2 separate regions of the Homo sapiens genome follow, and region 1 is linked to region 2. The links are chromatin contacts, found by Hi-C or POLR2A ChIA-PET in ENCODE. All regions are on one chromosome and are shown on one strand. The core of a region is the stretch at or near the end of the contact, and the rest is flanking DNA. Distances in the headings are between cores, read along the strand shown. Region 1 holds the start of NRM (nurim). Region 2 holds the start of GNL1 (G protein nucleolar 1 (putative)).

What was found. Hi-C counts contacts between places; a loop is a spot of excess contacts on that map. ChIA-PET counts read pairs that join two places held with the same protein, here RNA polymerase II (POLR2A). Pooled maps may share reads with other maps.
Region 1: a loop to region 2 is called in a pooled map, with 3 times the contacts of the local background. The contact joins the promoter of NRM here to the promoter of GNL1 in region 2. A Hi-C loop is called at or near these places in 6 of 168 maps with a recorded cell type or tissue (CD8-positive, alpha-beta T cell, ascending aorta, endometrial microvascular endothelial cells and 2 more), 16 of 37 single-sample maps with no recorded cell type and 22 of 50 pooled maps. POLR2A ChIA-PET finds 5 or more read pairs at or near these places in 7 of 52 experiments (CD4-positive, alpha-beta memory T cell, CD8-positive, alpha-beta memory T cell, GM12878 and 4 more).

What each region holds. Positions count from the first base shown.
Region 1 is chr6:30,689,252-30,694,363 of GRCh38, forward strand. It overlaps NRM (nurim), which reads right to left and starts at 1,733. Exons shown (of 4, transcript NM_001384369.1): 1 at 1,591-1,733; 2 at 796-992; 3 at 25-201. The coding sequence starts at 1,723.
Region 2 is chr6:30,553,268-30,558,781 of GRCh38, forward strand. It overlaps GNL1 (G protein nucleolar 1 (putative)), which reads right to left and starts at 3,222. Exons shown (of 12, transcript NM_005275.5): 1 at 2,864-3,222; 2 at 2,288-2,453; 3 at 1,788-1,924; 4 at 1,497-1,648; 5 at 1,308-1,379; 6 at 83-290. The coding sequence starts at 2,936. PRR3 (proline rich 3) reads left to right here and starts at 4,028. Exons shown (of 4, transcript NM_025263.4): 1 at 4,028-4,183; 2 at 4,883-4,945. The coding sequence starts at 4,078. RefSeq lists enhancers at 2,500-3,065, 3,066-3,630, 3,631-4,195.

The DNA.
Region 1 (5,112 bases), core at 483-2,982, 130 kb after region 2:
TAGGTAGGGATCTCGGAGCCTCACCTGTTTGAGGCCCATGAGCTCAGCATAGTCAAAGACGAGAAGGATGCTAAAGATGAGGAGCCAGGAGATGACATGGAGCACAAAGCAGAGGAGCGGCACCCAGGTGGCCCATGGCTCAGCCCGAGCCTCCCACAACACAGGGCCTTTGGGTATGGGCTCCCAGTACCGCATCACCAGCTGTGGAAGGATAAGGGGCTGGGTATCCCAGTGGCCTAGTCTGCCCGACCTTGGGAGACCCAGACCCAGATCTGCCCCCACCACAGGCTAGCCTGCAACTCTCCCCCACCTCTCTCCTAAGCATCACCACCAAATATTCACCATGTGGAGGGTGCGTGCTGGGTGAGGTCCCAAAGATGTAAGGATGGCCTGTCTCTACCCTGAGAACTTATAGAATAGATGGGGTGACCTGATAGCTACGCAAAGTAGTAGCCTGTGCCAACCACCCAGTGAAAAGACAGACAAGGCCTTCTCTTCAGACCTAGGGAAGTGGTTTTGAAGAAAGGGTAGGACTGAAGAGAAGGGATCTCAAGCAGGACATAAACAAAGTTGCAGAGGTGAGAAGCATATCTTGTGCTTAGGGAAGGACAAGTACACCCTTCTTGATAAAAAGTAGGATATGTGCTGTGGAGGAATGGAAGCTGAGATTAGTTCCTCAATTCTCCTCCTGAACCCATATTTTGCCCCTCCAATCCACGGCACCCCTCCCACACTTGGTCTCCCTTGGGGACTCAACTGCCAGGATTTCATACCTGCAAGGCCAGGGCCTCATACCTGCAAGGCCAGGGCAGTGCAGGCCACATACAGTGACCTCTGAAGGACCCCAAAGTACCGGGATGTCCATGCCTTCACTCTTTCAGCTGCCATGAGGCTGTGCTGCCCAACAAATAGAAGCAGGAGCCCCAGATCCCATGCCAGGGGGGCAAGGATGCTGCGGTCCTGCAGGGCAGCCAGCCATCCCTGGCGGGCATCTACAGGAAGTTGAGGGAAAAAGAGACAAAAGATCGAAACAGTGGCAGAATGTTTCCCCCACCCTCATCTCCTCTTGGATCCCCAGGCCATGTCCCTTACTGCTTTCAAGAGCCTTAATGCTTCCTCTCTAGGCTGTGCCCATCTCACTTTTCCATCCCTAGTTTCTGCCCTCTTCCCTAGGCCTCCTGCAAACCTGGGGAAGAGGATTTATAGAACACCACATGTTAGGCAGTTGCAAAAAGCATGGCTGGAGAGGCCACGCTGGATTGCCCCTCTTACTTCGGTTCTCCAAATGCTCCTTCTTTTTAACACTCTCCTCTCAACAGTCCTCTCTACAAAACACTTTACTTAGAATACTCCGGTCACCGCCCTTTTCGGCTCCCTCAGTCCTCACTCTCCCGCCTCTCCAAAACTCTAATCCTTGAGTTCCTAATTTAGAACTCAGGTCTCCCTCCCCTGTAGCTTCTCGGCCGCTTTCAAGGTTCGAGTTCCCTCTCTTGGACTTCCCCTGTCATTTGTTTCCAAGCCCCGCCCTCAATCCCTCTCCTACGGCTCCACCTTCCTCCTCCCAGTTCATCCTCGATCCCTCCCGCTCACCCGGACCACCAGACTCCGGGATCCCTCCAAGAAGTGGCCGAAGGGAGGTAAAGCGCACGAACTCCACTCCGGTGCCAAAGGCCAGGATGAAAGAGGCGAGGGCAGCAGGGATCAGGAGCAGTGCAGGGGCCATGGCGAGAAATGGAGGGGTGGGGAAAGGGGCGGGGTCGGGATTCCCGCTGCCACAGGCCCCGCCCGCGGCCCCGCCCCCGGCTGAATCCAGCCCAGGAGGGCGGGGCTCCTGCACGCCACCGCCAGGCTTCCGGCCCGCCTGGCGCAGCCTTCCCCATCCAGCTGTGGATCCGTCCTGGGATGCGTGTCCCGGCCTGCTGTCTCTCCGTCACAGAAGGGAATGTTAGAATCCCGAGAGAGAGCTGTTAAGGGTAGCGGCTCTGCAGCCGCTCACGTGGGTTGAATCTCAGCTCGTCTAGTTTTCCCATCTAAAATGAAAAGTTACTGTTTTACCACAAAATAAATTAATGTATGGAATACATTGTACAGAATACAATATACAGAATAAATTCTGTAACTTACTATAAAGTTGAGTTGTTGACTGGCCAGTTGCTAAGAATGGCAAATAACTTCTCTGTAAATACTGAAAGGTTTGTTGTAATAGTGCCAGAGATTGTTGATTAGTAACCACGAGAATAAACATGTTAAAATATTTGTGATAGTAACCTTTGTCAGAATTAAAGATCATGCAGCTAAGGACCTTGTCACAGTAGACGTACACATAGTAGGGACCTTAGATATCATTAGACTAATTCCATCAACTTATAGATAGAAGAAACAGGTCCAGAGAGATAATTGCCTGAGTTAGGAAGCTGCTAATCCTGTAGGCTAAGGGACCAGATAATTGCTGAGCAGCCTCTCGCAGGCTTTACATTCCTTCTCCGTCTCCTGGGCTCAGTACTCCCACCCTCCTCTGAATCAATGCTGTTGTATGCTGTACCAGACATCTTATGTTTTCCCTTGAATTCAGTCTCCACCCTGCTTTCTGCTTCAGTAAGTTGTCCCAAATGGACGGTATCAATGAAAGTCACAGTTTTTATTGAGAAAGTCCTCTCGCCGGGCGCGGTGGCTCACGCCTGTAATCCCAGCAGTTTGGGAGGCCGAGGCGGGTGGATCACGAGGTCAGGAGATCGAGACCACGGTGAAACCCCGTCTCTACTAAAAATACAAAAAAAATTAGCCGGGCGCGGTGGCGGGCGCTTGTAGTCACAGCTGCTCAGGAGGCTGAGGCAGAAGAATGGCGTGAACCCGGGAGGCAGAGCTTGCAGTGAGCCGAGATCGCGCCACTGCACTCCAGCCTGGGCGACAGAGCAAGACTCCATCTCAAAAAAAAAAAAAAAAAAAAAGAAAAGAAAAAAAAAAAAAGAAAGTCCTCTCTACACGACTGCTCTGTCCTCATCTTTTTGAGCTTGGAGGTGATCACAACAGAGCTGTGGGTACTAAGGCACTGCACTATTCTTTCTGATTTCCCTACACCCTGCCTACTTCTTTGTAATTATCACTTTATTAAACTCTCCCCCAAATTATCCTAATTTCACTGTGCTATTCATTTCCTGCTAGGACCATGAATAGAGACACTTACCACACAAAGCAATGTGCTACAAGCTATGGGGTTCATTGGAAGTGTAAGAGGCCAGACTCGGTGGCTCACGCCTGTAATCCCAGCAATTCGGGAGGCTGAGGTGGGTGGATCACTTTAGACCAGAAGCTGGAGACCAGAATGGCCAACGTGGTGAAACCCCATTTCTACTAAAAAATTTTAAAAATTAGCTGGGTGTGGTGGTATGCGCCTGTAATCCCAGCTACTTGGGAGGCTGAGGCAGGAGAATCCACTGGGTGATGGAGCAAGATTCTGTCTCAAACAAAAAAATAAATAAATAAAATACAAGGAAGTGTAAGAAAAGATCCCTAATCTCTAGATGTTTAACCTGAGGCATTTAAATAGTACCACTCATGAAGAGGGAGTGTAGCTGAGTGCTACATGGTGCTCTACAGACAGCAGGTATGGTAAGAAATCAAGGTCTCTGGCTGGGCGCAGTGGCTCACAGCTGTAATCCCAGCACTTGGGAGGCCGAGGCAGTTGGATCATCTGAGGTCAGGAGTTTGAGACCAGCCTGGCCAACATGGTGAAACCTCGTCTCCACTTAAAAGACAAAAATTAGCCAGGTGTGGTGGCAGGAGCCTGTAATCCCAGCTTCTCGGGAGGCTGAGGCAGGAGAATCGCTTGAACCCGGGAGGTGGAGGTTGCGATAAGCTGAGATCTCGCCACTGGACTCCAGCCTGGGTGACAGAGTGAGACTCCGTCTCAAAAAAAAAAAAAAAGGAGCTGGGCGCGGTGGCTCATGCCTGTTATCCCAGCACTATGGGAGGCCTAGGTGGGTGGATCACGAGGTCAGGGGTTAGAGACCAGCCTGACCAACATGGCGAAACCCCGTCTCTACTAAAAATACAAAAATTAGCCGGGTGTGGTGGCACACACCTGTAGTCCCAACTACTTGGGAGGCTGAGGCAGGAGAATTGCTTGAACCTGGGAGGCGGAGGTTGCAGTAAGCCGAGATCGCGCCACTGCACTCCAGCCTGGGCAACAGAACAAGACTCCATCTCAACAACAACAACAAAAAAAAAAGGAGCCGGGTGCAGTGGCTCACGCCTGTAATCCCAGCACTTTGCGAGGCCAAGGTGGGTGGATCACCTGAGGTCGGGAGTTCGAGACCAGCCTGACCAACATGGAGAAACCCTGTCTCTACCAAAAATACAAAATTAGCTGGGCGTGGTGGTGCATGCCTGTAATCCCAGCTACTCAGAAAGCTGAGGCAGGAGAATCACTTGAACCCGAGAGGCGGAGGCTGCAGTGAGCCGAGATCACGCCATTGAACCCAGCCTGGGCAACAAGAGTGAAACTCTGTCTCAAAAAAAAAAAAAAAAAAATGGAAAGAAAGAAATCAGGGCCTCCGGGACATGGACAATTTTAGAGTATGAAAGCTTTGAGTTGTGCAAGGGGACTAATATTTATCTGGGTCATACTGTCTGCCACCCCCACAATGGCTGTGCTTAATGTATATTATGAGATTAGATATGTTTAATAGCCAGCAAAATGCTTGGCAAATCTCATGCTATTTCTACTACACCAAAGTTTTCCAAACTTAAGTATTACTTACATGCAGAAAAGTGTACATAAGTAATCAACTATTTTTTAAAAATTGAAATTCATGCAACATAAAATTAACCTTTTTTTTTTTTTGAGTTGCGGTCCAGGCTGGAGTGCAGTGGTATGATCACAGCTCACTGCAACCTCGAACTTCTGGGCAAATGGTCCTCTTGCCTCAGCCTCCTGAGTAGTTGGGACTACAGGCATGCGCCACCACATTCAGCTAACTTTTTATTTTTTGTAGTGATGGGGTCTCACTATGATACCCAGGTTGGTCTCAAACTCCTTGGCTCAAGTGATCCTGCTGCCTTAGCCTCCCAGGGTGCCACCATGCCTTGCCTAACCACTTTATTGTATTTATT
Region 2 (5,514 bases), core at 1,972-4,471:
TTGTCAATAAGCCTCTCTGTTCTCCCCTTTGTCCCCTGCCAACTCACCTCTCCCAAGTTGCCCTCTCTCATTGCCCACTCACCACTACTAGGGTCCTGTGGGGTGCGGGGGTCCCGAGGAAAAGAGGTGAAAAGGACGACGTGGAGCTGGGGATAGTGTTGATGGAAATAATGCTTCCAGGCAACCACAAGAGCTGGCGGGGCCAGATCCACCTTGTTCAAAACCAGCACCAGGGCCAGTCCAAGTTCTCCAGTCACATACTCATAAAGTGCTGGCGGGAAATTCACAACCTAGGACAGAGTTGATAAGAGGATGGAGCAGTGAAAGTCAACCCAGAGTTCTCTGCCTCCAGCTCCCCACTCAGCAGGTGTAGCTCAGAGACAAGGCCCTGGTGGTAGCAGACTCTGGGCTAAAAACTATAAACCAGACAAACTGAAAAACAAAGACAAAACAGGGGTTAGTAATACTTCTGAGTCTCAGAGGGCTTCCTATAGGTCATGATTAGAGATGGAAATGAACCCAAAACAAGACAAGGAAACAGCATCACTTAGCACACTGAGGTAAAGGCTGGGATCGGAAACAGGGATGGGGGTTAGGGTAGAAATTAGTCTGCTTTTTTGTGTGTGCACAACTATGTAAGTGTGTACACGTGCATATATGCATGCATGCAAGTACGTGCACATGTGTGCATGTTTGTGTGTTAATGTGACTGTGAACATGTGTGCAAACATGCCTGTGTATATTGATGTGCACATGATGTACGTGTGAGTATGTGTGTGTACATATTATTAAGGACCTCCAACCTAAATGGTCCTCACAGACCTCCCTTTCTCCCACTGGAGGACAAGAGTGAAGTTGCAGAGCTAGGATTCACACAGGGCAGTCCAGCAGCAGTCTACAGCCTTAACTACTACTCTAGCATTCCAGGTGGGTTCTGTAGCAACTGATGTGGCAGTGCTAGAGAAATGAGATAAGGAAGAAAGGGCATCTTTGGGCTGGGCAGGAGGAAGTCCCCAGCTGCATTCATAGAATCCCTGGAGCTCCAACACTTGGATTTTCTATTGGTCTGTGATGAGCTAAAGGACAGGACATGGCTGTTTTGAAGAGAAGAGTGAGCTGGCCAAGGGAGGAATGACAGGCTATAAGAGAATAAAAAACTGAGTTCCTAACTGCGGACATCAGCACTAGGTAGAGATTAGAAAGACAGGAAGATAGATACCTCTCTGTCTCCCAACTCTTGCCTCTGACCTTTGCCCCTGAAAAACCTTTCTCCCTCCTCCTTGCCCACCCTTATCCCTAGTACTCACTGGATGTCGGATATCAGTGATAAGCAGGACGATGTCAGACATCTCTAACACCCGCCACAGCTGCCTCCATGTCTAAAAAGACAGGATCAGGAAGAGAAACTGAAAACAGAGTCCCTCTCCAGCCTGATCCCAAACCAATTTGACCATAGGTCACTATGCCCCACTCCTGTCCCTAGAGTACACTGTCACCTCCAGATTGTGCTCAAAGTAGCTGAGTTTCTCAGAGGAGTAAGCCCCATGAATCTTCCCAAGATAGTCTTGGAAGCTCCGTTCCTCTTGGCTCATTAGTTGCTCCTTGGACATCTCATAGCTCCAAGGAGGACGTCGAGGAAAGTCCAGAACTGGGAATTCAGGAAAAAGTCCAAGTGTGAGGAAATCTTCAGGATTCAAGAGTACATCCCAGACCCCTCCTTCCTCACAGTCGGCTTTTACCTTTCCAAACTCCTTCCCCAGCCCAATGCCTGTCTTGCTCTCACTCACCTGAGCCAGGCTGATACACCTCCCGGATGTCCAGCTCCAACAACTCAGCACTGACCGGCTGTAGAACTTGCTCCCGGGCTGCTCTCTTTCTCCTCTCTACCTCCTCCCTGCTGTCTCTCTCAAAATGCAGTCGGTATCTAAGGGAACAGGGACCGAGACATCCAGAGCAATCCTGTGGCCACAAACTCCTATTTTCTCCCCTCTTGTACAATCAACTTCGCAAACCATTCTCTCCAGAGTCGTTCAAGTCTCCTCTCTCAAGTCAGACTTCCCCCAAGTCCTTCTTTCAGGCAATACTCAGCCTTCTCCTTCTAAAAGCCCAACTCTCTCCAGCCCCTCTGGAAAGGAAGACTGTGGCCCGCTGTGGGGAGCCGAGTGGCTAGCGGAGAACTGTGGCATCCCAGGCCCACCGTCTTCACCAGTAGCAGCCCGCTTTCCCCCAAAGCTCTGACTTCCGGGTAGGCGGGAAAGCCGGGACCAGCGCCCCCTCCCACCCTCACCGATTTGGGTCGTAGCCTCGTGGACCCAGCCCCTGAGAAGGCTGCTGGTTAAGCCTGCGGATATGATGGGTCACAGACTCCCCGTCCGAGGTGTCGGTCTGTTCCTCTCGCCGCTCCCGGCTCCCGCTGCGGCTGTTGGAACTGGAGCGCAGCCCATCTTGAAGCCCTGCGGGGAGGGGCCGGTGACGCCAGTGCTGGCCAGCTCTCAGGGGCCATAAGACCCTCTCCCCCATCGGCCTGACTCCCTTTCATCCCACTCAACTTCTTCCGATGTTCAGTCCTCCCAGACACCCTATTTGGGACCCTCCCGGATGTGCGTGGGGGGAGTCACTCCTTCAGGGAGCAGTGGGGACGGCGCCCCGTGCTAGCTGGAGGGATTCCCCTCCCCCAACTCTCCATCCTTCCCCACCCCTTCCAGATGTAGGGGGGGTGGGGGATCCCCTCCGCGATAGGCCGCGAGGGTTGACGCGGTCCCACGACCCCCTCCCACGATCCCCAGAGGTGCAGCGGGCACACCCCTCCTTCCAGATGTGCGGAAGCCCGAGCCCCGCCCCCTCCTCCCGCTCCCGCACTGACCTCTCTTCCGCTCCCGTTTGTCCTGCAACTGCTTCTTCTTCTGCTTCACGCTGAATGGCTTCTTCCTCGGCATGGCCCGGACCAGTCACCTGGCCCGCCCTCCGCCGAGCTCCCGCCGCCTCAACTGACTGCCCCCCGGGGCAGCCCCCGCCGCAGGGGCCCGGGACCCTAGAGGAGGCGGGGCTAGCAGGTGACGTCAGCGGGCGGGCCCGACAGAATTACCGCCGCGGCGGCGATGGAAGGCGGACGGGGGAGATATAGTCACTTCCCTCCAGGAGCGAGGCGAGAGGATGATGCGGGGTGGGCTACTGGCACGTGAGAGCCAGTGGCACCGAGAGGGCGCCCCGGCGGCGAGGAAGGAGGCGCGCGTGGGAGGACCAGGCTAACTCCGTCACGGACGCTACCAACTCGCGTTCGGAGGAGGGGGGGCGCGTGTCATCACTACCTTGCGCTCCCGGGAGAACCTACCACTCACCTGGAGGGGGCGGCGGAGCGGAGGGCGGGGCCTACTACCTAGGGGAGAGGGGGCGTGGACACGCTGAGGCTATACTACAAAGCCCCGGGCTTGACCTTAGTGGAAAGCCGAGACTGCGTCCAGGTTGCTGGACTACACCGGGGGCACGGTCAGAGGTCTTTAGGGGAGGGCGGCGGTCTGAGAGTCCTGGGTGCCGACCTGTTGGGACCCAAATTCCTTGTGGGAACGATGATAAGGAGCAGGTTTACAGATCATAAGTGCAAAAGCGGGCGAGAAGGGAAACCCAAGCGGGACAAGGACTTTTGGGGGGAGGTCAAAGGGCACGAAGTTGTGCCTGCAGCTGTTACCATAGTAACCGAGGACCGGATGTGGCGATCTTACGGTGCGACAGTCCTCTTCTCAGGCCCTCTGGCCCGAGAGCCTGTTGACTCTGTGACACACTCTGAGGAGCTGGTTGTGGTGTTTTCCAGCGAGGGAAGAAAAGAGTAATTTTTTCAAAGCATTTATAGAAACGCAGCAAAGGGAAGGTGTGAGGTTGCCGCCATGCCTGGCAGAGACGGAGGGAGGCAGTTGGCTCCGGAATGCGGCCGCCGCAGATGTTCTCCGCAACCTTCCGGAAGTGGAATGGCGGGAGCCTCAGCATTGCTGCCCACCGACCCCCCGGAAGCGGAAACAGAATCCCCGCGTGCCCCTTCCTCACTACCCTCCAAATCCCGCTGCAGCCATTGCCGCAGACACGATGCCGAAACGAAAGAAGCAGAATCATCACCAGCCACCGACACAGCAGCAGCCCCCGCTGCCCGAGCGGGAAGAGACTGGAGATGAGGAGGATGGGAGTCCCATCGGTGAGGGGTCTGGGAGGGATGTGCACATGCCTGTCAAGCCCGTCCGGGCAAGGGGCTAGGGGCTAATAAGGTGCGAAGGAGGGGGCTGTAACGGAAGGAGGAAGGGCGCACGCGCTGGGGAGGGATGGAAGTGGGGCTCTCCCAAATGGAGCCTTGAACCAGGAGTTCTCTTACTGGAACCATCAACCTCAATACGGCCCCAGACCTTTCTGGAGAAGGCGGGGGTGGAGAGAATAAAGAGCTCTTTTGCGCAGCCGCAGAACAGTAGGGGAAAGGGGTAGTAGAGATGTTGCAGATTGCGATGACTGGGATGACAGTTTGTATCCAGACTTTGACTGAAAAGGTACAGGTGCAGCTTTCTCTAAACTAGTCCTCTGGCCAGCAGTTAAGGTGAGGGATTGGTTCATGTCTGGAGACACTTAGGTTGTTTTGGATAGCGACGGTACGGTGAAGAAAAAAAGTTGTCAGTATCTTTTCCTGCATTATCCCCTTTGATTGAATATCTACTTTTTGCAAACCCTGAAACAGCTTTGCAGAAAAAAGGGCAGATAGATGGGGTGAGAACTCCCAAGACTGCTGAAAATATACCTGACTTTACTGGTTGAATTAAGAAATAAGTAATACAAGAAAAACACCTAAGAACAGAATCATCAGTCCTTTAATCCATTCTGATGACCATATTTTCATGTCTGCTCTTAGGACCACCCAGCCTTCTGGGCCCTCCCCCCATGGCCAATGGAAAACCTGGCGACCCTAAGTCAGGTGAGGAGGAAGGGGCCCTGATCCTTGTATTAGGTCGTAGAGAAGACAGCAAGGGAGGGGATAAAACCCAGGAAGGACTTAAAAATAAAAGATCAGGGATTCCATCCCTAAATGAATGGAGAGAAGTTGTATATTTGCTGATTTAAAAACTCAATGTTGTAAAAATGTCACTTCTTCCCAAATTGATAAACAGATTTCATGCATTCCAAGTCAGAACACCCATAATGTTTTTGTGGAAATACACATTATTATAGGGAAATGCAAAATATCAAGGCGACTATCAAGACAATCTTGAAGTGGGAGGGCTTACTATGAATATCAAGATTTGTAAGCTGGGCATGGTGGCACACGCCTGTAGTCCCAGTTACTCAGGAGGCTGAGGTGCGAGGATCCTTTGAGCCCAGGAGTTTTTGAGGCCACTCTGGGCAACATAGTGAGATCCTGTCTCTAAATACAAGAAGAAAAAAAGACTTACTATAAAGCTACAATAGTTACAACGATGCAGTTTGGAAACAATGATAGACATAAGTCAATAGGACTTATGTCCCGAAGAGTCCAATAACAGGCCC